Regions from separate parts of the Homo sapiens genome. Here region 2 is linked to region 1. Evidence: chromatin loops called from intact Hi-C (ENCODE). Cell type or tissue: MCF 10A. All regions are shown on one strand. Links, peaks and the distances in the headings refer to the core of each region. The heading gives the core; the rest is flanking DNA. Region 1 overlaps LRBA (LPS responsive beige-like anchor protein). Region 2 overlaps LRBA (LPS responsive beige-like anchor protein).

Region 1 (15,345 bases), core at 3,252-11,251:
GTTTGAATTGTGTGTGCTTGAATTCAAAATGGCATCCTGCTGTTGGTCCCTGCAACTTTTCCTGGTGTCTTTCCCTCACAGTATCTCCATACCTCTTTCCCAGTTAGCTCCAGGTCTTGGGAGAAACAAAGTGCTCTCGGGAACTAGGGTGCCTTTCATGATTCTGGTGGAGTCCTGCTTTTCTTCCTGAATTAAAGCTCACAGTTGATTTTTATATACTATCTTGCTATTTCTAAGTGGCTGAGAAATGCTAAAGCCCTCAAATCTGCCATCTTTGGGGAAAAAAACTCAAAAAACTATTGTGATTTTAAACTGGTATTATATTAATATTTCTTTTAAAAGGTTTAATTTTTATTTGGCTGAATTTAAATCCTTGAAGAAAAGAAACATACAACATATTAGTATTTTCCTAATGATTGACTGTTAAGTTTTTGTACTAAGATTTGAATTAAAATTATGCAGTTACAATGTGATATGGACCTGGATGCCTTTAGTTCATGTTTTAAAAGGAATCAAACTTCTTTTTTATATACCTGCTTTTCTATTGATCACTAGAGGTTGAAGATATTTCCTTTTTGTTCAGAATGTTTTCTAACTTACTAAACACCAAAATTTTGATCTAGGAGGATACTGATATCCTTAATTTTTATAAGTAATTATAAGAGTTTCTAATTACTGTTCTTGTTCTAAATGTTTATGAGGAAGGGAATGCTGTAATGAATCAGTTTAATTTCAGTTGCATTATACTTTACTTATACTAAAATCAGAAGGCCTTCCTAGATCTTTGTTTGTTTGTTTTTTTTTTTGAGACAGAGTCTCACTGTGTTGCTCAGGCTGGAGTGCAGTGGCATGATCTCGGCTCCCTGCAACCTCCACCTCCCAGGTTCAAGCGATTCTCCTGCCTCAGCCTCCCGAGAAGCTGGATTAGAGGCACATGCCACCACACCCAGCTAATTTTTGTATTTTTAGTAGAGATGGGGTCTCACCATGTTGGCTAGGCTGGTCTCGAACTCCTGACTTCAGGTGATCTGCCTGCCTTGGCCTCCCAAACTGCTGGGATTACAGACGTGAGCCACTGCATCCAGCTGCCTCATAGATCTTTAAAAATTAAATTAGATTACTATATAATTTTTGAGAATTGAATGAGAAATTTATTTTTAGCAGTTCTTTGGTTGTAAATCTTTTTACTTTTGTAATTATTTCTGATAATCATTTATTATTAGCCTACTGTCTTGTTTTTCATGGCGACAATTATTTAGAAATTTAAATATGTGCTACCATTAGAAATGCTTTCTTTCTACTGACTTAAAATAACAAGTTGGTAACCTTCAGAACATTTACAAGCCTGTAGCAGAAGGAAAAAAGTATCTGAAAGCTAGCTTGATACACACGTTACATATAAGTATGTGCATGGAAAAGTCACCTCATTTCTTATATTCCAATTTCTTCTCATTTCTTAGTTTTCATTGAAAGGAACTCTAGCCTGAGATAAGCAGATTTTTTATATACAGAAATCTATATTAAATTTCCTTCCATATTATTTGAAATAGATTTATAATAATATGAAAAGTATATATTTTAAACCTTTCCATTTAAAAATTATACTCAAAATAGTTTGTTTTAAATTTTTATTCATTCAGTGTTATCTACAAACTTCTGGCATCGAAAAGTGAAGGAATCAGGGTACAAGCTCTTAAGGCAATGGGTTATTTTTTAAAACATCTGGCCCCAAAGTAAGTATGCCGAAATCTAAGATGGACTGTTGTATTCTACTTATTTATTTTATAAATCTTTGCAGTAGTAATTTTGTTCTATAGTCCTCTAGTTTTTCTTTTATTTTTATTCATAAATTGCTGTATAAATGTAATCCCACTAGTACATATTTTAAAAATTAAGTGAACAGGATTAATTTTTTTGTACATAAAATTATTTAAATTATTCATGTATTTAATGTGAATTATGAGAATTAGTTTGGACAGCTTGCATTCAAGAAGCTATGGAGACTTGATTTCAGGTGACTCACACCATTTTTGCTTTATCTGTATTATAAAGTAATACATAACCTGGATGTTTGTCACATAGTGTGTTCTGCTGTATGCGTAACTCAAAACTGAAACTTCCACGCTTATTTTCTTAGCTGAATACAGATATTCATGTTCTACCTCTTGTTCTTTGTACCAGAAGTAGTTTATTTTAAAAAGAAAATTTTGGGGGTAGAACAAGTGTTGGTAAACTGAAGTCTTTAGGAATCCAGTTAGCCACCTGTAAATAAAGTTTTATTGGAAAACAGCCACAATAATTTATTTGTGTATCATCTGTGGCTGCTTTCATGATACAAGGACAGTGTTGAGTTGTGACAGAAATCACCTGGTCCACAAATTCTAAAATATTTACCCCCTGGCCATTTGCAGAAAAGCTTTGCTGACCCCAAGGGTAAAATTAAAGTTTGTGATCCTTTAGTTTCTGAATTTATGCTTGGAAGGTTAATTTTGGTATATATGTTTTCATAGTATTTATTTTAAAAAATTATATTACATTTCTTCTACTTTTTCTCCACATTGTTTTTCTACTTAAGTATTTATTGTGCTTTAGATGATCATCCCCAGGGGAGACTAAGTTAGTGCTGGTAGATTGTAGCAACTTCGTTAAATAAATAACTGCTCTGAAGATTTTGGAGGAGGTTTTTGCTGTGCTGTAGCATAGGCACACTTGTCTTTTTTTTTTTTAATTTTTAACTTCGGCTATGCTTATATAGTTAGCATTTCTCTGCTTAAAGGTTTTGTGGCCTTAAAAGTTCTAGATTGAAGATAGTTGGGAGAGTAATTGAGTTGGGAATTGTTTGTAATGTGAAAAAGTATTTTGTGTTTCCTTCATCCAGCATGCATATTAAGTAGAGCACAGAAAAGCTCTACATTTGATGATTTCTTTTTGTGTAATTGCAGGAGGAAAGCAGAAGTCATGCTTGGACATGGATTGTTTTCATTGCTAGCTGAAAGGCTCATGCTTCAGACAAATTTAATCACAATGACCACATATAATGTGCTGTTTGAGGTAGGAATGTACTTAGGATTTACTCCTCTAAATTTCTTATTATAAAAATGCCTCTTAACATTGTGTAGGTAAATAAGATCATTTATTTTTATTTTATTTTTTGAGACAGAGTCTCACTCTGTCACCCAGGCTGGAGTGCAGTGGTACAGTCTTGGCTCACTGCAACCTCCACCTCCCGGGTTCAAGTGATTCTCCTGTCTCAGCCTCCCCAGTAGCTGGGATTACAGGTGCACACCACCTAACCCGGCTAATTTTTGTATTTTTAGTAGTGACGGGTTTTGCTGTGTTGGCTAGGCTGGTCTCGAACTCCTGACCTCAGGCGATCTACCCACTTCAGCCTCCCAAAGTGCTGGGATTACAGGCATGAGCCACCATGCTGACCAGACCATTTAAGTTTGTAATGTACAGCTTTGAAATGATATAAGGAGATGTGGCTGCATTTTTAGAAATCTATAATTAATCTGTGAATTTCTAAACAGTATCGTTATTTCTGTTTAAATGTTCCCTCCATTTTATTAACTATTTGATGTCTCATTTTATAATTAAGAAAACATAGAGTAATAATGCTGTAGTTATTTTAGAAGTATATTATTTAGCATGACAATATTGGACTAAAAATATACTATATTTTGATTAGTGTTGTACTTAAAGTTAATTAATAGTGATGCACTTAAAGTTCATTAATAGTGATGCTAATCCAGTGATTTGCTAATGTAATCCATTGTTTTACTTCTGTAGATTCTTATAGAACAGATTGGTACTCAGGTGATACATAAACAGCATCCAGATCCTGATTCTTCAGTGAAGATACAAAACCCTCGTATGTATTTTATATACTTTAACAAAAACTACCTTTTGCTACTTAAAAAGAAAGTCACTGTGAACAACCTAAAATTGATGTTGTTGAAACAGATTGTTAGATGAATGTTTCATTAAGGGTGATGATATTATACTAGTTTTGTTTGGGTTTTATATTGAGTATTCCTTCGAATCAACCTTAAGTTATGTGGAAATTCTTATATAAAGGTTTTGAAGAATTGTTTGCTTAAGGTCTTGATGTAATATATGTTCAGACTTTCAGCAAAATTTTGATTGTGCTATTTAGTGATGTCAGGCAGAATTACAAGAACCATTGGGGTAGTTTTATCTTAAATTACTGTGAATATAAAAATACCAAATTTGGAATAGAACAATATGTCTTCTTTATTGTTTATGAAGATAGTCTTGTTAAACAGTCTTTTCTTTTGATATTTAGAATTCTTAAGCACTTGTATAAAGTATACCTTTTTCATCTTGCTTTTTAAGATCATGTTATTAAAATTATTAGTTTGTAGAGTTTTAAAATTTAATTACATTTTATGTGGTTAGGTGTATTTGTGTGTTTGGTACTCCAGTGCTAATTTTCAAAGCACGTGGCTTTGAGGTTTAATTTTCCTCAGCTTTCAGAGAAACGTGATGTCATTATTTTGCCTATGTTGCCCAGGCTGGTCTAAAACTCCTGGGCTCAAGCAATCTTCCCACCTCAACCTCCCAAAGTGCTGGTATTACAGGCATGAGCCTACTGCACCTGGTCTAAGTGCATATTTTTAAAAGAATTTTTTTTTTTGTTTTAATTTAAGCTAAGAAGCTAAGTTCTGGAGATTATTTATTTATTTAGAGACCGAGTCTTGTGCTCTGTTGCCCAGACTAGAGTAGAGTGCCAGGATCTCAGCCACTGTAACCTCTGCCTCCTGGTTCAAGTGATTCTCCTGCCTCAGCCTCCCTGGTAGCTGGGATTACAGGTGCCTGCTACCAGGCCTGGCTAATTTTTGTATTTTTTGTGGAGATGGGATTTCGCCATGTTGGCCAGGGTGGTCTTGAACTCTTGACCTCAAATTATCCAACTGCCTCAGCCTCCCAAAGTTCTGGGATTACAGGCATGAGCCGCTGTGCCTGGCCTAATTTAAGCTAAATTCTGGAGATTTAAATAGCTTTATGCTAAGACCATTACAATAGTAGTTTAGTTTGCATTTTCTGGGGAGATGGGATGTTGAATAGGTTTTAATTTCCTTTGGGTTTTTTGTGTCTAATTTTACTTTTAAGATTATGAAAGAAAATCTTCACACCTTTAAAAATTCTCTATGGTAGGCCGGCCGTGGTGGCTCATGCCTGTAATCCCAGCACTTTGGGACGCCAAGGCAGGTGGATCACGAGGTCAGGAGTTCAAGACCACCCTGACCAAGACGGAGAAACGCTGTCTCTACTAAAAATACAAAAATTAGCTAGGCGTGGTGGCAGGTGCCTATAATCCCAGCTATGAAAGACTGTGTGTGCATACCATAAATTATGATGAGGAATCTAAGAATTTATTATATTTTTCTGAGATTTTGATTATAGTATTTTTTATTTTATTTCATTATTTTTTTTTGAGACAGAGTCTTGCTGTGTCGCTTAGGCTGGGGTGCAGTGGCACGATCTTGGCTCACTGCAGCCTCTGCCTCCTGGGTTCAAGCGATTCACCTGTCTCACCCTCCTGAGTAGCTGGGATTACAGGCACACGCCACCACACCTGGCTAATTTTTATATTTTTAGTAGAGATGGGGTTTTGCCATGTTGGCCAGGCCGCTCTCGAACTCCTGACCTCAAGTGATCCACCCACCTCAGCTTCCCAAAATGTTGGAATTACAGGCGTGAGCCACCTCGCCCGGCCTGCTTGTTTTTAAGATCAACTTTACTATTTGGTATATCTCAGAGAGAGTAAGCAGTTTCACTGACATTTAATTCATTTATAATTTAACTTGTTTTATTTTAACCTTTTAAAGTTCAGCTTTATTTTTGCACATTTGAATCATGAAAGAAATTTCCTTTCATATTTATAAATGCTTTCTAATGAATGTATTGTCATTTCTTTCCAGAGGTGATTTTTTTTAATAACAGAAGAGGATGTTTTTGGTAGACATTTGTGTTAGGGAAACTAAAGAAATTGCAATAGATGGATGACCTTCTATCATGAGTTTTTTGTTGAGTTTGGTTTTTACTTATTTATAAACTGTCTTACAGAGATACTAAAAGTAATTGCGACCCTACTTCGAAATTCTCCCCAGTGCCCAGAGAGCATGGAGGTTCGCAGAGCCTTTCTTTCTGACATGATTAAACTTTTTAATAACAGTAGAGAAAACAGGAGGTAAGCTGAATCAGAAAGCATTTATTTGCAGTATTCAAATGTACTTTTGTATAAGCCCATTTTATCTAAGAAAAATTGCTTTAAAAATACTGTGAAATGATTTTTCTATTTTTTTTATTAAGAGTATGTAAATAATGTACCACATAGTTAAGTTAGAATTTTTAGTACCACATTGTCGAATTGTTCTTAATGTATAACTAAATGTGTTTCTTTTTCGGGGGGAAAGGGAGGGGCAGGGTTATTTTGTTTTAAACCTTTAGATTTATTTTAGATAATTTTTTTTTCTTCAGTAATTTAGTACCCTCTCATAATTTTCAGGAGCTTGCTACAATGCTCTGTGTGGCAAGAATGGATGCTTTCTCTCTGCTATTTTAATCCTAAGAATTCAGATGAGCAAAAGATAACAGAAATGGTATACGCCATATTCAGAATCCTGCTTTACCATGCAGTCAAATATGAGTGGGGTGGCTGGCGTGTATGGGTAGACACTTTATCAATCACTCATTCAAAGGTAAGTTTCTTTATGAAAGCGTATTGTAGCATTTTAAATATCTATAATTTTTGAATTTTAGTCATTTAAAAAATTTCGATACTTAAAATCAAGGAAAAAAGGCAAGTTATCTTCTGAAAGTACAGCAAAATGAAAGCTCAAAAAGATTATCAATAGAAATAAAGCATTTGTAATTTCTTTAGAATCAAAATAATTTTTTCTAATGTTGTTTTTACATGTACTTATCTTTATAATGGTAAATCTATTGCCACAGCATAAAGGAATTTATACTAGGGTGCTGAAAAAGTAGTTGCGGCAAAAACTGCAATTATTTTTGCACCAACCTAATATTTTTTTTCGAGGAAGCCCTGTTTACAAACATGGGTCTCAGAATTTTATATGAGTTAAAAGCTTTTGAACACAAGGTGGCGCACTATATTCAAAGATGAACAGTTGTTTTAGCAACGTAAGGTGGATGAGTAAACAGAAAAGCTCTGGGTGATGTCTGCCCTGTGCTAATCTTACAGGTAGCTAAAAACTGGGTTTGGAAGAATGTAGTTTTTTTTTTTTTTTTTTTTTAAATTAAGCCAAAGTAAGTTTAGTTATTTATATATAGCTTAAATTCTTTTTTGAAATACTCTAAGCATACAAAAAGGATCACTGTTTATGAAATTGGGTTACTCCTCTATAATTGCTTTGTCTCCTCTTCTTCGCCTGACCCCCAACACCACTAGCTTTTATTTGGTGTTGTCTTTTGTCTTTTCTATACCTTTACTACGTGTATATAACTCTAAACAATAAAGAGTTTTATTTTTTATGTTTGCACTTAAGGTAAATGTGGCATACTGAATGCATTTTTTTGTTAATTACTGTTTGTGCTTATTACTGTTTGAGATTCATCCACATTGACCCATATAGTTTTGTTCATTTTCTCAATTGTAATGTATTGCATGACATGACTATTTATTTACCAATTAATTAGCATTTTCGTATACATTTTGTGCTTGTTCAAGAATTTTCTGCATATATTCCTAGAAGTAGAATTGCTGACTTATAAGGTGAAAATGTTGAACTTTACAAGATAATGCAAATTCTTTTCCAAAGTATCGTATTCCAATACAATACAGTATTCTAAAGTAGTGTATCAGTTTACATATCACCAGCAGTGTTTAAGTTCTCATTGCTTCACATCACCTAATCACGTGGTATGGCTGGAGTTTAAAAATTTGTCACTTTGATGAATTTAAAATGCTACATCACCATAATCTTGATCTGTGTTTTCTTGTTGTTTTGTGGGAGTTCTTTATGTAGTCTCATTCTTAATCCTTTGCTAGCTATGTTGTTTATGAACATCTTCTGCCAATATGTGGATTATCTAACTATTTTTGGAGTTTTATGTTTGTACCTTCTGAGGAAAATTTACATTTCAAGTAATTAATGCATTAAAATCTATTAGTTTCATTTACGGTGTATGTTTTTTGAATTTTAAGAACTTTTTCATTACTCAGAAGGAATACTGTATAATTATATAGCTATTTATTTAATAAAAAATTGACTAGAAGGAATAAATACCAAGAATGATAATTTCTCTATATCTTTAAGTGTTACATTTTACTGACTATCAAAGTTATTATTCTAAGATATTTTGTCATTCTGTAGAATATATTGCCATTTCTGGCCAGGTGTGGTGGCTCACGCCTGTAATCCCAGCACTTTGGGAGGCCAAGGCGGGTGGATCACCTGAGGTCAAAAGTTGGAGACTAGCCTGGCCAACATGGTGAAACGCCATCTCTACTAAAAATACAAACATTAGCCAGGCGTGGTGGCGTGCACCTGTAATCCCAGCTACTTGGGGGGCCGAGGCAGGAGAATTGCTTGAACCTGGGAGGCAGAGGTTGCAGTGAGCAGAGATAGAGCCATTGTACTCTAGCCTGGTGAGACAGTGAGACTCCATCTAAAAAAAAAAAAAAAAAAGAATATATTGCCCTTTCCTAATTACATGTTTCTAGGTATTTGAATAGCTTTTAATTATTGATTGAAAGTTCCTACAAATTATTCATTGTTCCTCCTCTTTCTTCATTGAGAGAAAGTATGCTTCTACAAGGGTTTACAAGGAGTAAAATCCATTTGTAAATAAGAAAAGAGATCTGATTTTATAAAATGGCTTTGTTTTAGTCACTGTATTGTTGAGGTTGATCAGTTTTGTTTAAAACAGAATTCAGCTAGCCATGGCCTAAGTGTCAGATCTAAATAAAATTGTGCTAGAATGTATCCACTACCATTCCTTTATATATTGTATATGGCTACTTTCACACTATAAGGATAATCATACATGTTACATCAACGACATGGCCCCTAAAATCTAAAATATTTACTATTTGGCTCATTACAGGAACTGTTTGCCATCCTTTCTGTAACTTTAGTTTGTGCTGATGCCCAGATATTCTCATTTCTATTGCAGTAGGCTGCTGCAATCTAGACTGATTTTTTTTCTCATACTATGTTGCCATTTACAAAAGATTATAAGAAAAATAGGGTTGACTTTGTGCCCCATATACATCTGGAGTAGATTTCAGAGATTTCTAGGGGAGATTATAGGTTAGGGAAGTGCCCAGTATAAAGCAGATTTTTCACGTTTCTAACAGATCTATGTCAGTTCACCTTAGTTTCTTCAAGTCCTTAGGAAAGATGGCTGGAGGAGTATAAACTTTAAAGCAATCGTTGTTAAAAGTATAACCTAAAGACCTTGGGAGGGAGGCCAGGCACGATGGCACATGCATGTAATCACAGGCTGAGGCGGCTGGATCACTTGAGGTCAGGAGTTCAGGACCAGCCTGGCCAACATGGTGAAACCCCATCTCTGCTAAAAATACAAAAATTAGCTGGGCACGGTGGTGCATGCCTGTAATCCCAGGTACTTGGGAGACTGAGGCAGGAGAATTGCCTGAACCCAGGAGGCAGAGGTTGCATTGAGCCAAGATCATACCACTATACTCCAGCCTGGGTGACAGAGTGAGACTCTGTCTCAAAAAAAAAAAAAAAAAAAAGAACGTGGGCCCATGAGAGCTTTTCATGGGGTCTGTGCAGTCCTCCTTTCCTACTGCATAGCTGTATGAGGGTGGATTTTCTTTATATACTTCAGCCAAACCAATATATGCAACAGATTGAATGCAAAAGCAAATATGAGAATGCAGTTGTCTTCTATGAAGCCAAACTTTAAAGAGATTGACAAAAATATGAAATAATGGCACTCTTCTTGTTATTGTTTGGTTTTGAAAAATAATCATTTTCAAAAAATGTTATTTATATTATATATTGAGTTTATTATTTTTAAGTGGGTTAATAGTTCTAAAAGGTCTCAGTTTTAATTCCTAATATAATAAGCAGTAGTAGATATAATCCACATAGATAAAGAGTCTTTGGGGACCTTAATACTTTTTAAGAATGTAAAGTGTTGCCCGGGCACGGTGGCTCACGCCTGTAATCCCAGCACTTTGGGAGGTTGAGGTGGGTGGATCATGAGGCCAAGAGATTGAGATCATCCTGGCCAACATGGTGAAACCCTGTCTCTACTAAAAATACAAAAATTAGCTGGGCGTGGTGGTGAGTGCCTGTAGTCCCAGCTACTTGTGAGGGTGAGACAGAAGAATCGCTTGAACCCAGGAGGTGGAGTTGCAGTGAGCCGAGATCGTACCACTGCACTCCAGCCTGCAACAGAGCGAGACTCTGTCTCAAAAAATAAAATAAATAAATAAATAAATAAAGTGTCATGAGACCAAAAAGTTTGAGAACTGCTATCTTAGAAAATAATAGGATATTTAGGATGAATAGATTAGTCTTTTTGAGTTCCCTATATACAAAATAAAGGAGTTGGATTAGGTGATATCTCAGGTGTTTTGAGCTTGTGAGCATTTATGACTAAGTATTTATATCCAGTTTTCAAATCCGTTTGTGTAAGTAATGAAAGAATGTGGACTTTGGAGACAGGGTGTGAATCCTGATTTATAGTAATTATTAGCTGTGTAAGCTCAGGAAAAAGAGTCTCCCTGTCACCCAGGCTAGAGTGCAGTGGCGCAATCTTGGCTCACTGTAAACTCCGCCTCCCAGGCTCAAATGATTGTTATGCCTCAGCCTCCCGAGTATCTGGGATTACAGTTGCCTGCCACTGCAACTGGCTAATTTTTGTATTTTTAGTAGAGACGGTGTTTCGCCATATTGGCCAGGCTGGTCTCGAACTCCTGACCTCAGGTGATCTGCCTGACTCAGCCTCCCAAAGTGCTGGGATTACAGGGGTGAGCCACCGGGACTGGCTTGTGTCTTAGTTTCTAACAAAAAAGTTTGAAAAATATATAATTTTAAAAAGAGAAAAAAGCTTTTAGAATAAGGATATAGAGAAAGGAAAAAAAATATTTTTTGAGACAGGTGAAGTGTAGTGGTGTGCTCATAGCTCACTGCAACTTCAAACTCCTGGGCTCAAGTGATCCTCTCACCTCAACCTCCTGAGTAGCTGGGACTACAGACTTGTGCTACCACACCTGGCTACTTTTTTAGTTTTTTTGTAGAGACGAGGTCTTACTGTGTTGCTCAGGCTGGTCTTCAACTCCTGGACTCAAGTGGCCCCCCGCCTGGGCCTCTGAAAGTGCTGGGATTATAAGCATGAGCCACACACCCGGTTAGAATGTGTGTGTGTGTGTGTGTGTGTCTTTTTTAAATGAGACAGAGTCTTGCTCTGTCACCCTGGCTGGAATGCAGTGGTGCAATCTTGGCTCACTGAAACCTCCACCTCCTGGGTTCAAGCGATTCTCCTGCCTCAGCCTGGCGAGTAGCTGGGACAACAGGTGTGCACCTCCACACTCAGCTAATTTTTTTGTATTTTTAGTAGAGACAGGGTTTCACCACGTTGCCCAGGCTAGTCTTGAATTCCGGAGCTCAGGGGATCCACCCACCTCCACCTCCTAAAGTGTTAGGATTACAGGCGTGCGTGACTGCACCTGGACTTTTTTTTTTTTTTTTAAATTATACTTTAAGTTCTAGGGTACATGTACACAACGTGCAGGTTTGTTACATATGTATACCTGTGCCATGTTGGTGTGCTGCACCCATTAACTTGTCATTTACATTAGGTATATCTCCTAATGCTACCCTTCCCTCTCCCCCACCCCATGACAGGCCCCAGTGTGTGATGTTCCCTTTCCTGTGTCCAAGTGTTCTCATTGTTCAATTCCCACCTATGAGTGAGAACATGCAGTGTTTGGTTTTCTGTCCTTGTGATAGTTTGCTGAGAATGATGGTTTCCAGTTTCATCCATGTCCCTACAAAGGACATGAACTCATCCTTTTTTATGGCTGCATAGTATTCCATGGTGTGCATGTGCCACATTTTCTTAATCCAGTCTATCATTGTTGGACATTTGGGTTGGCTGCAAGTGTTTGCTATTGTGAATAGTGCTGCAATAAACATACGTGTGCATGTGCTTTATAACAGCATGATTTATAATCCTTTGGGTATATACCCAGTAATGGGATGGCTGGGTCAAATGGTATTTCTAGTTCTAGAACCTTGAGGAATTGCCACACTGTCTTCCACAATGGTTGAACTAGTTTACAGTCCCACCAACAGTGTAAAAGTGTTCCTATTTCTCCACATCCTCTCCAGTACCTGTTGTTTCCTTATTTTTTAATGATCACCATTCTAACTTTTTTTTTTTTTTGGAGTCAGAGTCTTGCTCTGTTGCCCAGGCTGGAGTGCAGTGGTGTAATCTTGGCCCACTGCAACCTCCACCTCCCAGGTTCAAGCAATTCTCATGCCTCAGCCTCCCAAGTAGCTGGGATTACAGTTGTGAGCCACTGTGCCTGTCAGAAAATATCTTTTTACAACTGTACAATGTGTTTGTGTTTTAAGCTAAATTTGATTTCAAAAGAGTCAAAAAGTTTTAAAAATTAAAATGTTTAAAAAGTTAAAATGTTACAGTAAGCTGAGGTTAATTTCTTATTGAACAAAGAAAAGTAGTTTTTAAAAATAAATTTAGTGTAGCCTATATTTACAGTGTTTATAAAGTCTTCTGTAGTGTACTAGACCTGCACATTTACTCACCACTTACTCACTGATTGACCCAGGGCAACTTCTAGTTTTATAAGCTCCATTCATGGTAAATGCCTTATGTAGGTACCATTTTAAATCTTTTATATTGGATTTTTACTATACCTTTTCTATGTTTATATTTGTTTAGATACACATTTCTAAACCTTACGTACACACAATATAAGGGCTGGGAATGGTGGCTCACACCTCTAATCCCAGCACTTTGGGAGGCCAAGTCTGAAAGATGGCTTGAGGCCAGGAATTTGAGACCAGCCTGGGCAACATAGTGAGTCTCAATCTACACACACACACACACACACACACACACACACACACACACCATTAGCTGGGATGGTGGCATGCACCTGTATTTCTAGCTACTCAGGAGGCTGAGGTGGGAGGATCACTTGAGCCCAGGAGTTTGAAGTAACGTAACAGTGAACTATGATTGTGCCACTGGACTCCAGCCTGGGTCACAGAGCGAGACTCAGTCTTTTGTTAAAACAAAAATTAAAACATTAAAAAAAATAGATAACACAAATACATATATTGTGTTACAGTTGTCTGCAGTCTTCTGTACAGTAATAAGCTATACAGGTTTGTAGCCTAGGAGTAATAAGCTATACCATAGAGTCTAGGTATATAGTAGGTGATACAATCTAGGTTTGCTTAAGTACACTCTATGGTGTTCACATGATGAAATTGCTTAATGATGCATTTCTCAGAACATATCTTCATGATTAAGTGATGCATGACTATAGTTTTGTTTAGTTTATATATTTCTTTTTTTTTTTTGAGACGGAGTCTCGCTCTGTCGCCCTGTGGCACGATCTTGGCTCACTGCAAGCTCTGCCTCCTGGGTTCACGCCATTCTTCTGCCTCAGCCTCCCTGAGTAGCTGGGACTACAGGCGCCTGCCACCATGCCTGGCTAATTTTTTGTATTTTTAGTAGAGAAGAGGTTTCACCATGTTAGCCAGGATGGTCTCGATCTCCTGACCTCGTGATCCACGCGCCTCAGCCTCCCAAAATGCTGGGATTACAGGTGTGAACCACCGCGCCCGGCCTATATGTTTCTTTAGTCCAGTGACTTATGGCTTTAAACAGATCTTAAAATTTTTCTGAAGAAAATAGTTGCTTTAAGGAGAGGTCTCTAGTGCCTACTTTTGACCAAGAACCACACTGACTTAAGTTTTAGTATTCATTTATAAGATGGGATAATGCTAAGTTAATCATGGAGTCTTTTTATCTGAGTAAAACTAGACCTACCACTTTTTGCTGTCAAAGTATACTTTTAAAAATACATGCTAAAACATTACTTATGAGAGGGAAAACAAAAGTTTAAAGTTGTAAGTTGGTTCTTACATTTGTTCACCTTTTATTTTAGTGTTTCATACATGTCTTTTATTCCTTCGTGTGGATTTTCTTCATTTTTAAAAGGCTTTTCTGTTTCATGAGGCTTATACAAAGTAATTTATTTGAATGCTGTTAAGTTTTTTGGAATTTTAAATCTTTATAGCTATTTTTAAAATAAGACAGAAACTTATACCCTAAGGCTCTTCAAGTCATTATTTAATAAAGCTTAGAATAGAGCTGTAGTGATTCAGTAAGTAGGTGAACAATTTTTAGCAGCTATTAAAAATTCCACTGGAATTATTGGAACAAAATTTTCTTTTCTCTAAAAATATAAGTTCTGAAGATTTTATAATACTTTTATACATACAGTGTTAAAGTGATGCTTTTTCCTTTTTGCAGTCATTTTGAATCTCAATATCCCAAATTTATAACATGGTTCTTGATAAAGAACTGATGTGTAAAGAACTAATGTTGCAGAATTGGATAGCTTTTGCAGAGTTACATCAGGATACATGCTGCTGCTATAAAAAGCCAAAGAAACTCAATTGCAGTTTTATTGTCCAGTTTGATAGATTTCCTGCCACCTTTGTAGCAGGGAAGCTGTTTGTCACTATATGCCTCTCCTCCAGCAGCTGAACTGGGTTTTATAAGCAGTAATAGGCTCTTCTAGTATAACTGCACTATGTTGGTTACTTTGATCTCAGGGTTTTAAAGAGTGCACCTAGTAACGTTTGTGATTTCATTGTCTTATTTGTTGTCTAGGTTTTCATTTTTTTTTGTTTGTTTTTGGCTTCAAATTGAACATTTTTCTGTGCTTAAGTAATACTTTTTTTCACTTGGTATGATAAAATGCTTTTACTCATTAATTAAAATTTAAATTAAGGCATTTAAACTATTCTGAATTATGAGAATTTTGTAAACACATTCTTTTCTAAACACATAAAACTAACACCTTAGATACTGTATTTTGTCTAGACTCATATTGCCATAAGTTAGAATGGGTTTATGACTTAAAATGAATAAAGATTAGTCATGTTAGAGTTAAAAGTATAATATGAATTGGATTTCCTCCTAAATAGTGAATTTGAGGATAAAGTCCTTAATTATCTTGGATTTTTTGAAATATCTGAAGATTTTACTTGCTGTTTACTGATGAAATATCTGAAGTATAAATTTCAGTCACTGTACATAAGAAATGAAATATCT
Region 2 (15,345 bases), core at 2,788-10,787, 140 kb after region 1:
GAGAAACGTCTATTCAAATATTTTGCCCATTTTTAAATTGGATTATTACTTTTTCCTATACAGTTGTTTGAGTTATTTACATATTCTGCTTATTAATCTCTTGTCAGATGGGTAGCTTTGCAAATATTTTCTTCCATTCTATGGGTTGTCTCTTCACTTTGTTGACTGTTTCCTTTGCTCTGCAGTAGCTTTTTAACTTGATATCATCCCATTTATTCATTTTTGCTTTGGTTGCTTGTGACTATGGGGTATTACTGAAGAAATTTTTGCTCAGACCAATGTCCTGGAGAGTTTCCTCAGTTTTTTTTGTAGTAGTTTCACAGTTTGAAGTCTTAGATTTAAGTCTTTAATCTATTTTGATTTGATTTTTACATAAGGTGTGAGGTGTAGGGATCAAGGTTCATTCTTCTGCATATGGATAACTAGCTTTCCCAGTGCCATATATTGAAGAGAGTGTCTTTTCTCCAATGTTTGTTCTTGGCACCTTTGTTGAAAATTCATTTCCTGTAGCTGTGTGGATTTGTTTCTGGGTCCTCTTTTTGTTCCATTGGTTTATGTGTCTGTTTTTATTCTAATACCATTCTGTTTTGGTTACTATAACTCAGTAATATAATTTGAAGTCAGATAATCTGATTCCTCCAGTTTTATTCTTTTTGCTCAGGATAGCTTTGGCTATTTTGAGTCTCTTGTGATTCCACATAAATTTTAGGGTTTTGTTTTATTTCTTTGAAGAATGTCATTAGTATTTTGATAGAGATTGCATTGAATCTGTAGATTACTTTGTTTAATATGGATATTTTAACAGTATTGATTTTCCAATCCATAAACATAGAATATCCTTCCATTTTTTTATATTCTCTTCAATTTCTTTTATCAGTGATTTATAGTTTTTATTATAGAGATCTTTCACCACTTTTGTAAAATTTATTTCTAGGTATTTAATTTTGTATGTTTCTATTGTAAATGGGATTACTTTTTTGAATTCATGTTCAGATTGTTCACTGTTGGCATATAGATATGCTACTGATATTGATTGATTGCTTGAGATGGGATCTCACTTTGTCACCCAGGCTGGGTTGCAGTGACAGTCATGGCTCACTGCAGCCTTGAGCTTCTGGGCTCAGTCTGCCCACCTCAGTATCCTGAGTAGCTGTCACTACAGGCATGTGCCACTATGTCCGGCTAATTTTTGTGTTTTTTATAGAGGCAGGGTTTTACCATGTTGCCCAGCTGGTCTCGAACTCCTGGGCTCAAGCAGTCCACCTCCTTATCTTCACAAAGTGCTGGGATTATAGACATGAGCCATCATGTCTGGCCACTACTCATTTTTGTATGTTGGTTTTTGTATACTGCAACTTTACTGAATTTGTTTATCAGTTCTTATAGTTTTTTGGTGGATTCTAGGTTTTTCTAAAAATAAGATCACATCATCTGCAAATAAAGATAATTTGACTTACTCCTTTCCAATTTAAATGCTCTTTATCTCCTTCTCTTGTTGGATTACTCTAGCTAAGGCTTCCAGTTCTATGTTGAATAATAGTGGTGAAAGTACATGTTCTTGTCATGTTCCAGATCTTAGAGGAAATGCTTTCAGTTTTCTCCATTCAGTATGATACTGGTTGTGGGTCTGTCATATATGGCTTATTATGTTAAGGCATATTCCATTTGTATCACGTTTTTTTTTTTTGAGGGTTTTTATCATGAACGGATGTTGTACTTTATCAGATGCTTTTTCAGCATCAATTGAAATGATCATTTTTTTATCCTTCATTCTGTTGATATCATGTATCACATTGATTGATTGATTTGCATACATTGAACCATCCTTCCACCCCTAGGATAAATCCCACTTGGTCATGATTAATGACCTTTTTAATGTATTTTTAAATTCAGCTTGCTAGTATTTTCTTGAGGATTTTTGCATCAATATTCACCAGTGAGATTGGCCTATAGTTTTCTTTTTTTAATATGTCTTTGATTTTGGTATCAGGGTAATATTGGCCTTGTAGAATTAGTGTGGAATTCTTCCCTCCTCTATTTTTTGGAATACTTAGAGTAGGATTGGTATTAGTTCTTAAAATGTTTGGTAGAATTCAGTGAAGCCATCTGGCCCCAGGCTTTTCTTTACTGGGATACTTTTTATTAAGGCTTCACTCTTGTCACTTGTTATTGGTCTGTTAGGTTTTAGATTTCTTAATGGTTCAATCTTGGTAGGTTTATGTATCTAGGAATTGATCCATTTCTTCTAGATTTTCCAAATTTATTGACATATAGTTGCTCATAGTAGCCACTAATGATCCTTTGAATTTCTACCGTATCAGTTGTAATGTCTCCCTTTTCATATCTGATATCATTTGTTTGGATCTTCTCTTTTTCTTAGTCTCACTAAAAGGTTGCCAATTTTGTTTATCTTTTCAAGAAGCCAACTTTTTGTTTAATCACTCTTCTGTATTGTTTTCTTCATTTCAAATTCATTTATTTCTGCTCTGAACTTAAGTATTTCTTTTCTTCTACTAATTTTGAGTTCAGTTTACTGTTACTTTTCTAGTTCTTTAAGATGCATTATTAGGTTATTTATTTGAAGATTTTCTTTTTTTTTGACACGGGCATTTATAGCTATAAATTCTCTTCTTAATAGTGCTTTTGCTGTATCCTGTATGCTTTAGTATGTTGTGTTTTTATTATCATTTGTTTGAAGAAGTTTTTCAATTTTATTCTTAATTTCTTCATCATTACACTGGTGATTCAGGAACATATTGTTTAATTTCAATATATTTGTATAGTTTTTAATATTCCTGTTATTATTGATTTGTAGTTATATTTCATTGTGGTCAGAGAAGATGCTTGATATTTCAGGTTTTTTGAGTGTTTTAAGACTTGTTTTGTGACCTAACGTATGGTCTGTTCCTGAGAATGACCCATGTGCTGAGGAGAAGAATGTGTATTCTGTAGCTACTGGATGCAATGTTCTGTAAATATCTGGCTGGGCGTGGTGGGTCACACCTGTAATCCCAGCACTTTGGGAGGCTGAGGCAGGTGGATCACCTGAGGTCAGGAGTTTGAGACCAGCCTGGCCAACATGGCGAAACCCCGTCTCTACTAAAAATACAAAAATTAGCTGAGTGTGGTGGCATGCACCTGTAATCCCAGCTGCTCAGGAGGCTGAGGTAGGAGAATTGCTTGAACGTGGAAGATGGAGGTTGCGGTGAGCTGAGAATCATGCCACTGCACTCCAGCCTGGGTGACAGAGCAAGACTCCATCTCAAAAAAAAAAAAAAAAAAAAAAACAACGAAATGTTCTGTAAATAACTTTAGATCCACTTGTTCTGTAGTACAGATGAAGTCTGCTGTTTCTTTTTTGATTTTTTTTTTTTTGTCCGTGAGATCTGCCCAATGCTGAAAGTGGGATATTTTGATGTGTCTAGCTATTATTGTATTGGAGTCTATCTCTCTCATTAGTTCTCATAATATTTTCCTTATATATTTAGTTGCTCCAGTGTTGGGTGCATGATATGGTTTGGCTCTGTGTCCCCATCCAAATCTCATCTTGAATTGTAATCCCCACGTGTTGAGGGAGGGACCTATGATCCCCATGTGTCAAGGGAGGCAAGTGATTGGATCACTGGGGGGCAGTTTCTTCCATGATGTTCTCGTAATAGTGAGTTCTCATGAGATCTGATGATTTTATAAGTGTTTGGAAATTCCTCCTTCACTCTTCTCTTTCCTGCCAACTTGTGAAGAAGGTGCCAGTTTCCCCTTCGACCATGATTGTAAGTTTCCTGAGGCCTCCCAACCACATGGATCTGTGAGTCAATTAAACCTCTTTCCTTTATAAATTACCCAGTCTTGGGTAGTTCTTTATAGCAGTGTGAAAACGGACTAATACAGTGCATATTTATTTACAATCGTTATATCCTCTTGCTGGATTGACCCCTTTATCACTATATAATGACCGTCTTTGTCTCTTTTTACAATTTTTGTCTTGAAATCTATTTTATCTGATTAAATGTAACTACTCCTGCTCTGTTTTGTTTCACTGACTTGGAATATCTGTTTTCGTCTCTTTATCTTCAGTCTATGTGTAACTTTATAGGTGAAGTGTGTTTCTTACAAGCAACAGATCATTAGGTCTTGTTTTTTAATTCATTCAGCCACTTTATTTCTTTTGATTGGAGAGTTTAGTCCATTTACATTTAATGTTATTATTGATAAGTAGAGACTTACTACTGCCATTTTGTTATTTGCTTTCTGGTTGTTTTGCAGACTTCTCTTCCTTTTTTCTTTCCTTGTCTTCCTTGTAGTGAAGGTGGTTTTCTCTGGTGGTATGATTTAATTTCTTGCTTTTTATATTTTGTGTACCCATTTTATTTGTTTCAGTTTGAGGTTATTACAAGGCTTGCCAACACAATCTTATAACCTGTTATGTAAAACTAATGGCAACTTCACTTCACACTGATTGCATAAAGAAACAAACACACAAAAAGGAACCTAATAAAAACTCTATGCTGTAACTTTGTCTCTCTAGTTTTAAACTTTCTGTTGTTTTTCTTTTTATCTCACTGTACTATCTATGTCTGGAAAAGTTTTTGTAGTTATTATTCATTGGTTCATTATTTAGTCTTTCTACTTGGTTTATTTATACACTCCAATTACAATGTAATACTATCCTGTGCTTTTCTGTGTGCTTACTATTACCAGTGAGATTTGTACCTTCAGATGGTTTCTTCTTGCTCATGAACATCCTTGTCTTTCAGATTGTAGAGCTCCCTTTAGCATTTCTTTTAGGACACGCCTGGTGTTGATGAAATCCTTTAGCGTTTGTTTGACTGGGAAAGTCTTTTTATCTCCTTCATGCTTAAAGGATATTTTCACTGGATATACTATTCTAGAGTAAAAGTGTTTTTCTTTCAGCACTTTAAATATGTCTTGCCACTCTTGTGGCCTGTAAGGTTTCCGCTGAAAAGTCTGCTGCCAGATGTATTGAAGCACCATTGTATGTGATTTCTTTTCTCTTGCTGCATTTAGGATCCTTTCTTTATTCTTGACCTTTAGATTATTAGATGCCCAGAGGTAATCTTCTTTCTGCTTGCTGTTCTATAAGCTTCTTTTACTTGAATTTGATATCTTTCTCAAGGTTGGGAAAGTTCTCTGATTATTCTTTTGAATAGACTTTCTACCCCTCTCTTTTTATCTACCTCTTCTTTAAAGCTATTAACTCTTAGATTTGCCCCTTTGAAGCTGTTTTCTGATTTTGTAGGCATGCTTCATTTTTTCTTATTCCTTTTTCTCTCCTCTATGTATTTTCAAATAGCCTGTCTTCAAGCTCACTACTTCCTTCTTGATCAGTTCTGCTATTAAGAGACTCTGATGACTCTGATGCATTCTTCAGCATGTTATTGCATTTTTCAATTATAGAATTTCTGCTATATGTATGTGTGTGTGTGTGTGTGTATATATATACATATATATATGTATATATATACATATATTTAAATTTATTTTATTTTATTTTTTGAGACAGGGTCTGGCTCTATCACCCAGGCTGCAGTGCAGTGGTGGGATATCAACTCACTGTAAACTCCACCTCCCTACTCATTCTGCTTGATTTAAAAAAAAAATTTAATCCTTTTGTTAAATTTATCTGATAAAATTCTGAATTTCTTCTCTGTGTTATCTTGAATTTCTTTGAGTTGCCTCAAAACAGCTATTTTGAATTAACTATCTTAGTTGTCATATGTCTCTGTTTCGTCAGAATTGGTTCCTGGTGCCTTATTTAGTTCATTGGTGAGGTCATGTTTTCATGGATGATGTTTATACTTGCTAATGTTCTTCAGTGTATGAGCATTGAAGAGTTAGGTATTTATTGTAGTCTTCACAGTCTGGGCTTGTTTGTGACTGTTGTCCTTGGGAAGGCTTTCCAGGTATTTGAAAGGACTTGGACCCCAACCCCAATAAGGCTGTGTTTTTTGCTGACTCGTAGAGGTACCATTTTGGTGGTCTTAGATAAGATGTGGAAGAATTATCTGGATTACCAGCCAGAGGCTCTTGTTCTTTTCCCTTTCTCCCATACAAACAGGGTCTGTCTCTCTTTGCTGAGCCACCTGCAACTGGGGGTGTGGTGATGCAAGTAAGTCTGTGGCCACCACCACTAGGGCTGCACTGGGTTAGACCTGAAACCTGCACAGCACTAGGTCTTGCCCCAGTTTCTTCCCTTCAGGGCCGTGAGTTCCCACAGGCTCCGGGAATGTCCAAAGTGCTGTCTGGGAGCCAGGGACTGGAGTTAAACAGCTTAGCAATTTTCCTGATATTCTATTCTACTGTCATTATGCCTGCACTCAAACCACAATACAAAGTCTTTCCTACTCTTCACTTTCCACAGGCAGAGCTGCCTTTCCCTGTGGCCACCCCCACCACCGGTCCACAGGGGATTCCTTCAGGCCACCACTGATGTTTACTGAGAGCCTAGGGGCTCTTCTGTCAGCTTGTGATGAATGCTGCCAGGCCTGAGACTCGCTCTTTAGGTCAGTGAGCTCCCCTCTGTCCCAAAGCACATCTGGAAATGCTGTCCAAGAGCCTAAGCCTGGACTTTGGGACCCCAAGAGCCAGCTTATTGCTCTACCCCCATGTAGCCGAGCTGGTACATAGGATGCAAGACAAAGTTCCCTTTATTTTTCCCTCTGCTTTTCTGAAACATTAGTAGTATTTCACTGTAGGCACCATAGCTGGGAATATGCTGGGTCACCCCTGAAGCTAGTAAGTCTCAAAGCCCAAGACACATGGTATATTCCCTTCGTTATCACTGCTGGTTATTCAGGGCCCAAGAGTTCTTTAATCTGCAGGTGATGAATCCTACCAGGACTGGATCCTTACCTTCAAGGCACTGGGTTCACTTTTGGTCCAGGTTGTGTCTAGAAATGAAATATCATCTGAGAGCTAAGGCCTGGAACGGGGCCTCATGACTCTGCCTGGTGCCCTATCCTACTGTGGCTGAGCTGGTATCCAAAATGCAAGTCAAAGTCCTCTTTACTCTTTGCTCTCCTCTCATTAAGCAGAAGCAAGGAGTAACTTTCATTGCTATGAGCTTCACTCCCTGGGGTTAGGGCACGGCTAATGCAAGCACTTCCTTAGCCACGCAAGCTGGTGTGTCTCTAGGTCATGTGCCACCCTAGTTCACTGGCCCTGAGCCCAACCCAGCACTAGGAGGAGCCTAGAAATTGCCGTCCTTGTGTCCTAGACTTCCTTTCAAGTTTATCTAGGAACCCAGTGTACTTTAGCCTGCGTGGCGAGGCTTGCCAAGAAACTCATGTTCTGTCCCCTGGGATATGTCATTCCCCTCTGGCTAGGGCTGGTCCTCATGCTCCCTCTATGGAAGGAGCCCAGCATAGCTTTATTCTTTGCTCTGACAGGGCAGCACTGAGACCAATGTAAAGTTCTCCAGTCGTTGAGCTCTCCTTCCCCAAAGTGCAGTTTCTGTCTGCAGTGCATGGCCACTGCTGGGCGATGGGGCAGAGGTGGCATCAGTGATTCAAGTCTGTCTCTCCTGCCCCCCTCAATGCCTCTTTCCATGATATGAAGTTAAAAACAAGTACTGTGATCGCTCACCTGATTTTTGGTTCTAGTGATGGTGCTTTGCTATGTGCAGATAGTTGTTAAAATTTGGTGTTGCAGCAGGGTGGACAAACGGGATAGGCCTCTATTCTGCCATCGTGCTCTGCCCTCCTCTGATGTTGATTTTTATGTTACATATGTCAATTCACACTCTCTTATGGAGGCTGAGGATATTAGTCACTTGTATGTTCCTTTTATTTTCTCTCCCCTCACCTCCTAATTTTTAGTTATATTTTAATTTTCATATTGTCTAAATTTATAACATTCATGTTTATAATCACATTTCTTATAGTACTTGAGTATTTGTTCTTTATTTAAGTGAATTCAATACTCACTCTTCATTTTCCCCAACTTTATTAGTTGGAACTTAATTTCCAGATTCTTTCTTTTGACTCAGTTCTTAATTGGCTGCATTTCATGGTTATTCTTTTTCCACAAGGGGCTTATATGTGTTGTAAACTTAAAGTTCTTCCATGTTTAAGAATATTTGCCTGCTATCTTTATATTTGAATGGCATTCTGCTTAACTTTATATATTTTTTTCTGGGTGTGGAAATATATTTTCTCAAATTATTTTTTTTTCCAAATTGGATTTAGCACCAGGCTGCTGCTGACATCAGCATTCTGTTCTGAGGGGAGGGTGGAAGGCTTGCATTGCAATGGAAGGGCATGAGGCACTTGCTGCCACAGCAGATGATCAACAAATGAAGGACCATAACTGCCCCGTAGGAATTGAAGAATTCTTTAAAGATTGACTATTTGGGGAACACAGACCAAGGACATGCCCTAATTTTCCATTTTGGAAAGTCACAGTTCAAGTTGTAAATTTCTGGCTGGTCGTGGTGGCTCACACCTATAATTCCAGCACTTTGGGAGGCCAAGGTGGGCGGATCACTTGAGGTCAGGAGTTCGCGACCAGCCTGGCCAACAAGATGAAACCCCATCTCTACCAAAAATACGAAAATTAGCCAGGCGTGAGGTAGCACATGCCTGTAGTCCCAGCTACTCGGGAGGCTGAGTAATGGGAATCGCTTGAATCTGGAAGGCAGAGGCTGCAGTGAGCCAAGATCGTGCCACTGCACTCCAGCCTGGGGGACAGAGCAATACTCTGTCTCAGGAAAAATAAGTAAATAAATAAAGTTATAAGTTTTTGTTCTACAATTTCTGTATTTCATAAGATACTATAGAATTTAATTCACATTGTCTTCCCAAAAGGAAGAGGAAAAAAAAAAAACCCAGTTCTTCTTAGGAGTCTTTTCTTTTTTGGTCTTAAATGTCAATGATCACAAAAACTTCTGGGTTTTCTTTATTATAGACCTGCATTGCTGAATATGTTATAACTTTGACTTCGGTTCCCTGAGGGTGATTGGACAATGAAAATTCTTCTCTCCACCCAATTGATTGTAATTGGAAATGTCTTTGATCAATACAAAGTACTTTCACTTCCCAGGGTATGAAGAATTCATCAGCATTGGACTTATAAAGCCACTCATCTAAAAAGTGAAAAAGAAAAGTAGAAACTTCTTGGGTTTCTACTTCTATTGTTTGGAGAGGCTCCACAGTCCTGGTATCTATCATGTAACCAAATATGGCCATTGCACATTGCTCAAATGCTTCCTCCAGAGTATCTCCCCATGTGTGTAACTGGACATCTGCTGTATGATCCAAATACTCATAATTCCTATTAACTGGAGGATAGTTGGCCTTGATCGCCTTCTGTTCCTCAGTCAAATTGTAATCTCTAACATCTCCCTCTTTCTGTGCCATGACTGCCTTGCTTGACTTAATATTGTTGGGTAACACTTAAATTCCCTTAGAACTTTGCAGACATTGCTTTGTTATCTTCTGACTTTGAATGTTGCTTTCAGAGGACAGTCTGATATTTTCCCTTAATTTCTGATTTGCTTTTTGTGTCTTCTGCCTGTGATTTCTTTGTCCAAAAAATTCTTTAAGAGGAATATGGTTCAGTATTGAACATTATTTATCAAATTATCCTGGGACATAGTTTCTTGTTATAATCAGCAGATTCTGATTTTTCCTTCAGTTCTTAGAAAATTTTTTAGATTATACTTTGAAATACCACTTTCACTTTATTTTGTTTTTTCTTGCTTAGTAACACTTAATAATATGTTAGATATATGTTTGTCTTTCACATCTATTAGTTATTCCTTAGTTGCTTGACTTTCTTTGATCCTTAGCCTTATTTTTCCACCAGTAAGTACATTTTTAATGTTTTATTTTGTCCGGGATATTTATTTGTAATTTATTTATTATGTCTATAAAGCTTATGTTTTGTTCCTAATTTTGTTTATTTAGGACTTCAGCCTCTTTCCTTAGTCACTTTATTTTGAGTTTTATCTTATTTGCATTATGTTTTTGTTATGTTGTTCATTAGAAAAAATAATCATGAATAATTTTCTTTTACTCCTTGAGATACTTTTTCATCAGATGTTTTGTCTTTTCTATATTAACGTTTTATTTTAAATTTATGTATTAACTTATTTGTTGATTGATTGGTGCTATATGTTTGTATAACTACCATACTTTTTTGTTCCATTGTGTTCATTCTTAGAATGCTCTGTGCAGATATTCTGTTGGCTTAGACAACAGGATATCTTAGTGACTTATTTCCCTCTCCATTCTCTGTGTAAAGCTAATATTTCCCTCTCCTGAGCTACAGTTTGATTTTTGTAGAATATCCTATGGCCTATCATGAAGAGGAAGAGCTTATTTGAAATAGGTGAGGAGTCTTTCTTAGAAATCCTCATTTTTTTCTAAGATTTTGTTAAATATTTTCTACCAAGTTCATTCTATCTCATTAGACTATAGACAGTTCTCATGGGAAGATGTGCTTAGGCTTTGAATCATTTCCCTCAGTCATTTAAGAGAGTAGAGTCGAGTTTACTTCTGTTTTAGTGAATCAGCCGCATTTTTCAATTTCTTGCTTCACCAGTATTTGTTCTGTAAGTTTTTCTGGCATCTCCAGGTAGAAGAGGAAAGAGGTAACGTTACCTACTCAGTTTGTTTCTCTCTGTATTTGAAGGCGTTAAGAAAATTATCAGAATTTTGTCAACTTACCAATATTGCTTTGGGGGCATGGGGACATGATTAAGAACTAAGCTTTGTTGCTCCCTCAGTTCTAGAACCAGTTTGTTTTTGTTCCCCTTGGCAACCAATTTTTTAATGTTTGGTGATTTATGGTACATTCCTTACATTGTTTCATTATTTTTAAAAATTATTTTTTGTTATTTATTTATTTTTTGCTAATTTGTTTTTAGGAAATGAGGAAGGAAAAAATATGTAATTGCAATATCAGCCTACCATCCTAACCTGGAATCTATTTCTTAGTGTACTTTCTAATTAATTATGGAGATGCTTTCTTTGTTGTAACTATGGGTTAAGATTGCACTTTTTTTAAATTTGAAATTTAGTGATTGTGGTGGTGGGTAGTGTGTGTTCTTTTGTGTGTGAATGAGAGAGAATGATGGAGTAAACGTGGAATTGGTGTATGAATGAGAGAGAACGAGGAAGGTGGAAATGTGGAATTGAAAATTGAAGAAATGTTTCTAAAACTCTGTTGTGAAAGAGATTAAATTGATTTGATCTGAAAAGTATATATATTTTCAGTTTCGGTGAGGAATGATGGTGCCAACAGTAGCTAATATTTCATGAATCCTTATGCTATTTCAGTAGCTATTAGAGGTATATATAAGTAGCAACTAATTCTTACAACAAACCTCTGAGATAGTACTGATATTATCCCTCATTTTATAAGTTTGAAAATAGCATGAAGTAGAAATAACCTAGAGTTACAACTTGGATCCAGATCCAGGTAATCTGTTTCCCAATTACTAATCTATGAATTTGGTTCAAATTTTATTAGATTTCTAAAGACCGTGTGAATAGGATCTAATCCTCGAATACATTGCAGCTTTATTCTAAGCTATTTAATTTTATGTTTTGTCTAATATAGTTTTTCATTTTAATCATTGTGCTATGAGATTTGCAATATTGTGTAGTATTTTAAGGTGTTATAATAAAATTTCTAAATAAAACAAGAAATATTTCCAAATAAATATTGTTGTTACTTAAAATTTTAGCAGAGAAAATATATTTGTTCATCTCTTCTACATCAGAGTCAATTTTAAGAGAGCAAACGTATATTTTTTCTTATGTCTGCTAGTCTTTACCCTTTTTCAACAAACTTCAATTGGTTGAAGTATGCTCATGTTCTAACTGTATTGCTCTTAAACAATACTCTGCAGGATGAGGCATTTTTTTTTTGAGACAGCTTATATCTTAGAGGTTATCTGTATTCAGCCTTGAATTCAAGCTGTACATTCTTAAATAATATAACTGAATTTTATCTACTGCTAATTACCTTCTTCTGCAAAAAAAGATGTTGTCATCTATTTAATGTACGATTTGTGTGTAAAGTAGCTGACTTGTTTCATTTATTATCAGAGGATTGATGACAGTGTAGATCTGCAATGTGCATCTATTTAGTTCATTGCATGCTTATCATTGGAGTGGGATATCCTTGACATTTTATGCTTTTGGTTTACAGAGAGGTTCCATGAATGTCATGACATCATTGATGAGCTGTACATCTTAACTTTGTTTCTTAATCTTATGGTTATAAACAGAATATTTATGAAAAAAATTATGTCATGCAGAAACATCATACCTTGTAAACATTGTGCATGTGTGAATATACAAGTTTCCTGGCAATCATTTTTGTAAAGAAGGTTGTCTTTTAGAATTTTAGTTTCTTTAAACTAATGTGATATATCTGTAAAACATATGTACTGATGATTATCACTTAATGATTTTTCTTTTAGGAATCTATGTGAGTTAAAATCAACTTCAGTAAGAATTTTCAAAAGGTCTTTGGGCCAATGTTGCTTTGAATTTTATCTAACATACTGTAGAACTCACTTGTTGCTAGCTTCAGTGGAACTGCAAACCAGGTGGTCTCTCGGTTTTTTTGAAGTAATAAAAATGGAGTATTTTTTTTTATTAAATAAAGACCATGAAAGCACTGATTATTATTATTATTATTATTATTATTACTATTATTGTTATTTTGAGACAGAGTCTCACTATGTCACCCAGGCTGGAATGTAGTGGTGCGATTTTGGCTCACTGCAAACTGAGCTTCCTGGATTCAAGTGATCTTCCCACCTCAGCCTCCCGAGTAGCTGGCACTACATGTGCACACCACCACACCTGGCTAATTTTTGTTTTGTTTTTTGTAGAGATCGGTTTTGTCATATTGCCCAGGCTGGTCTCAAGCTCCTGAGCTCAAGCCTCCCAAAGTGGTGGGATTACATATATGAGCCACTATGTCTGGCAAATATAGCAATCTATATATTTTTTAGGTGAAGAATTCAAAGATTTTTTTCCAATTAGCAAGCAAAATATTTTTATTAAAATAGTGAACATTTTTGTGAGTACTTATAAATTTTTAAAAATAAACACTTCTATAGTACCACTTGTTTTTCTGAATTCTTAACAAATATAAAATAAATTATCATAACAGTCCTCTGAGGTAAATGTTATTATCTTCAGCCCAATTTTACAGATAAGAAAACTACAGCGAGGCTCAGTGGTTTGTTTTAGGTCATATAGCTAGTATATGATGAAGCTTGGACTTGAACCAGGGTAGTCTGATACCCAGTATAAACTGGTGATCTCTTTGCTATGTGGCCTAACGTCATCTATTAAGTGATTTAGTACACATTGTCTCATTTCAGTACCACAACACATCTTTGATGTATGTATGCAAGGTAGATTGAGAGAATGTGATTTAGCTTTGATCACAGAACAATTAAATCCATGATTCTGAATTAGAACCCAGGTTTCATAACAATAACCCAGTACAGTCTGTCCCCATAGCCTCTGTCGACTTCATGGCAGTGTTTTGCTATTGTAATAATATATTCTATTATTGAACATATTCTTGACAGTTCTAAAGGAATGTGAAACATTTTAACAATTACATATTTTAGTGTTATGTATTTTAGGGTACTGTATATACCAATTTTAGAGCTAATCATGAGAAATTATTCAATTTTCCTCTTAAGTAGCTGCTTTTCTCCTCATTGATCGATTTTTAAATTTAAACGTGTTTATTTTTCTAATTATAAAAATGAAGTATTTTTTAATATAGAAAATTTAGAAAATAAAAAATGTAAAGAGTGAAAGTCATTTATTGTTTAGCTTGAACATCTGTTTATCTTCGTTGGATTTTGCTTTTTGTTTTTGACTAATTTGAAATAACTATAGATGTAAAACAAGTTGCGAAGGTAATGCAAAGGTCATACCTATTTTTTACCCTATTTTCTTTTTTTTATGCACTGAAACCTCCGCCTGCCTGGTTCAAGCAATTCTCTGCCTCAGCCTCACTAGTGGCTGGGATTACAGGTGCCCACAACCACGCCCAGCTAGATTTTGTATTTTTAGTAGAGACGGGGTTTCACCATCTTGGCCAGGTTGGTCTTGAACTCCTGAGCTCGTGATCCATCTGCCTTGGCCTCCCAAAGTGCTGGGATTACAGGCATGAGCCACTGCGCCCAGCCCAATTAGCAATTTTTATGTTGTCACTAATACACTGTAAGTGATTTTTTTTTTTGTTGTTATCAAGGCTTTGTTGATGAAGGAAACTGGTTCCACTTCTTAAATCTTAACCACCACACGATGTTTGTTTCGAGCTATATCATCAGAACATTTCCTAAACGAAAGTCAGACTCCAAATCATATTTGCTCACAGTATAATTCTTCTTGGGTGTATGGATGGTCTTCAGAGCAATGTAGTTGTGTTTGTCACTAGTGCATCTAAAAAACATAAGGATTTTTCCTTCATATTATCATGTTCAAATATCACTTATTCTTAAAAACAAAATGTTCTCTTAGCAATATCAATGCAGTCTTTAAGTTGTAATGAAAAGTACTTAGCTAGTTTTTGGGTTCTATTAGTAATTGTTCATTAATCAGTTCCTGAATACATTCAGTTCTGGTCTCATTGGCAAGTGTCTGTAACTCACCAACATTTTGAAGAAAATGCTTATGATGTAGTCTTTCACTAACACTTGGCAATTGTGCACACACAAAACATACAAATAAAATATACATATTTAAATTTTGGCAACCTGATGTGGTATTTTATAAGTACACCAAACAATGTAGTTTTTATGTGAAATATTAAATGTCTGCTTTTGTTGGCTTATTCAGTATTCTTTTCAATATTTCATTTGACTTTGAACATTTTTCTTTGCAGTTTTTATTTAAACTGTTTGTTTTTATTATTTTATTTATTACATCTTTGCACATAGCCACACTTTCTTTTTAATTCTTAATTATTTATGGCTACAAAACTACTGCCATCTCTCAACTGTTCAGGACCACCACCAGAATAGCCTGGCAAAGCTAAGTTGATTATATACTGCACTAAATGAGAATGCAACCTTGACAGTATCTTAGAAGGATCTCAGGGTGAGAGGTTGGGGTGGGTATTTATAGAGTTTCTAGGTATGAACTCAAATGGTTTACATCTTAGGTCTTTCAATACGAGGTCTGATTGTGGTTGGGTATAAATTTATCATAGAAGATTTTAGGATTGGGAGAAAGTGAGGCAACGGTTCTGATGTAGGTGTTGATTAGTAAACAGTTGGTAAGTGAAATTTTTTCCTGAGTAACTTATTGTTCTGAAAATGAGACTGTTTGTCTAAATAAGCAG

What was found. A loop is a pair of places that touch in the nucleus more often than their neighbours do. Peaks named below come from ENCODE experiments on the same cell type or tissue, not always from the same donor. Only the 100,000 strongest peaks of a DNase experiment are listed, where the experiment ranks them.
Region 2: a loop joins it to region 1, with 11 times the contacts of the local background. A loop is called at or near these places in 21 of 110 quality-filtered maps.

Annotation. Positions count from the first base shown.
Region 1 is chr4:150,859,051-150,874,395 of GRCh38, reverse strand. LRBA (LPS responsive beige-like anchor protein) reads left to right here. Exons shown (of 57, transcript NM_001364905.1): 18 at 1,641-1,733; 19 at 2,943-3,051; 20 at 3,790-3,871; 21 at 6,091-6,214; 22 at 6,533-6,725. Among named protein-coding and RNA genes, the nearest start is that of LRBA, 150 kb to the left of the region's middle. RefSeq lists an enhancer at 1-165. In MCF 10A, for the core only: a CTCF peak has its summit at 7,126 (motif pointing right); a DNase peak (open chromatin) is centred at 7,155.
Region 2 is chr4:150,715,010-150,730,354 of GRCh38, reverse strand. The region is part of intron 36 of LRBA (LPS responsive beige-like anchor protein); the gene reads left to right. It also overlaps the pseudogene ZBTB8OSP1. Among named protein-coding and RNA genes, the nearest start is that of MAB21L2, 140 kb to the right of the region's middle. RefSeq lists a silencer at 7,104-7,398. In MCF 10A, for the core only: a CTCF peak has its summit at 7,347; a DNase peak (open chromatin) is centred at 7,234.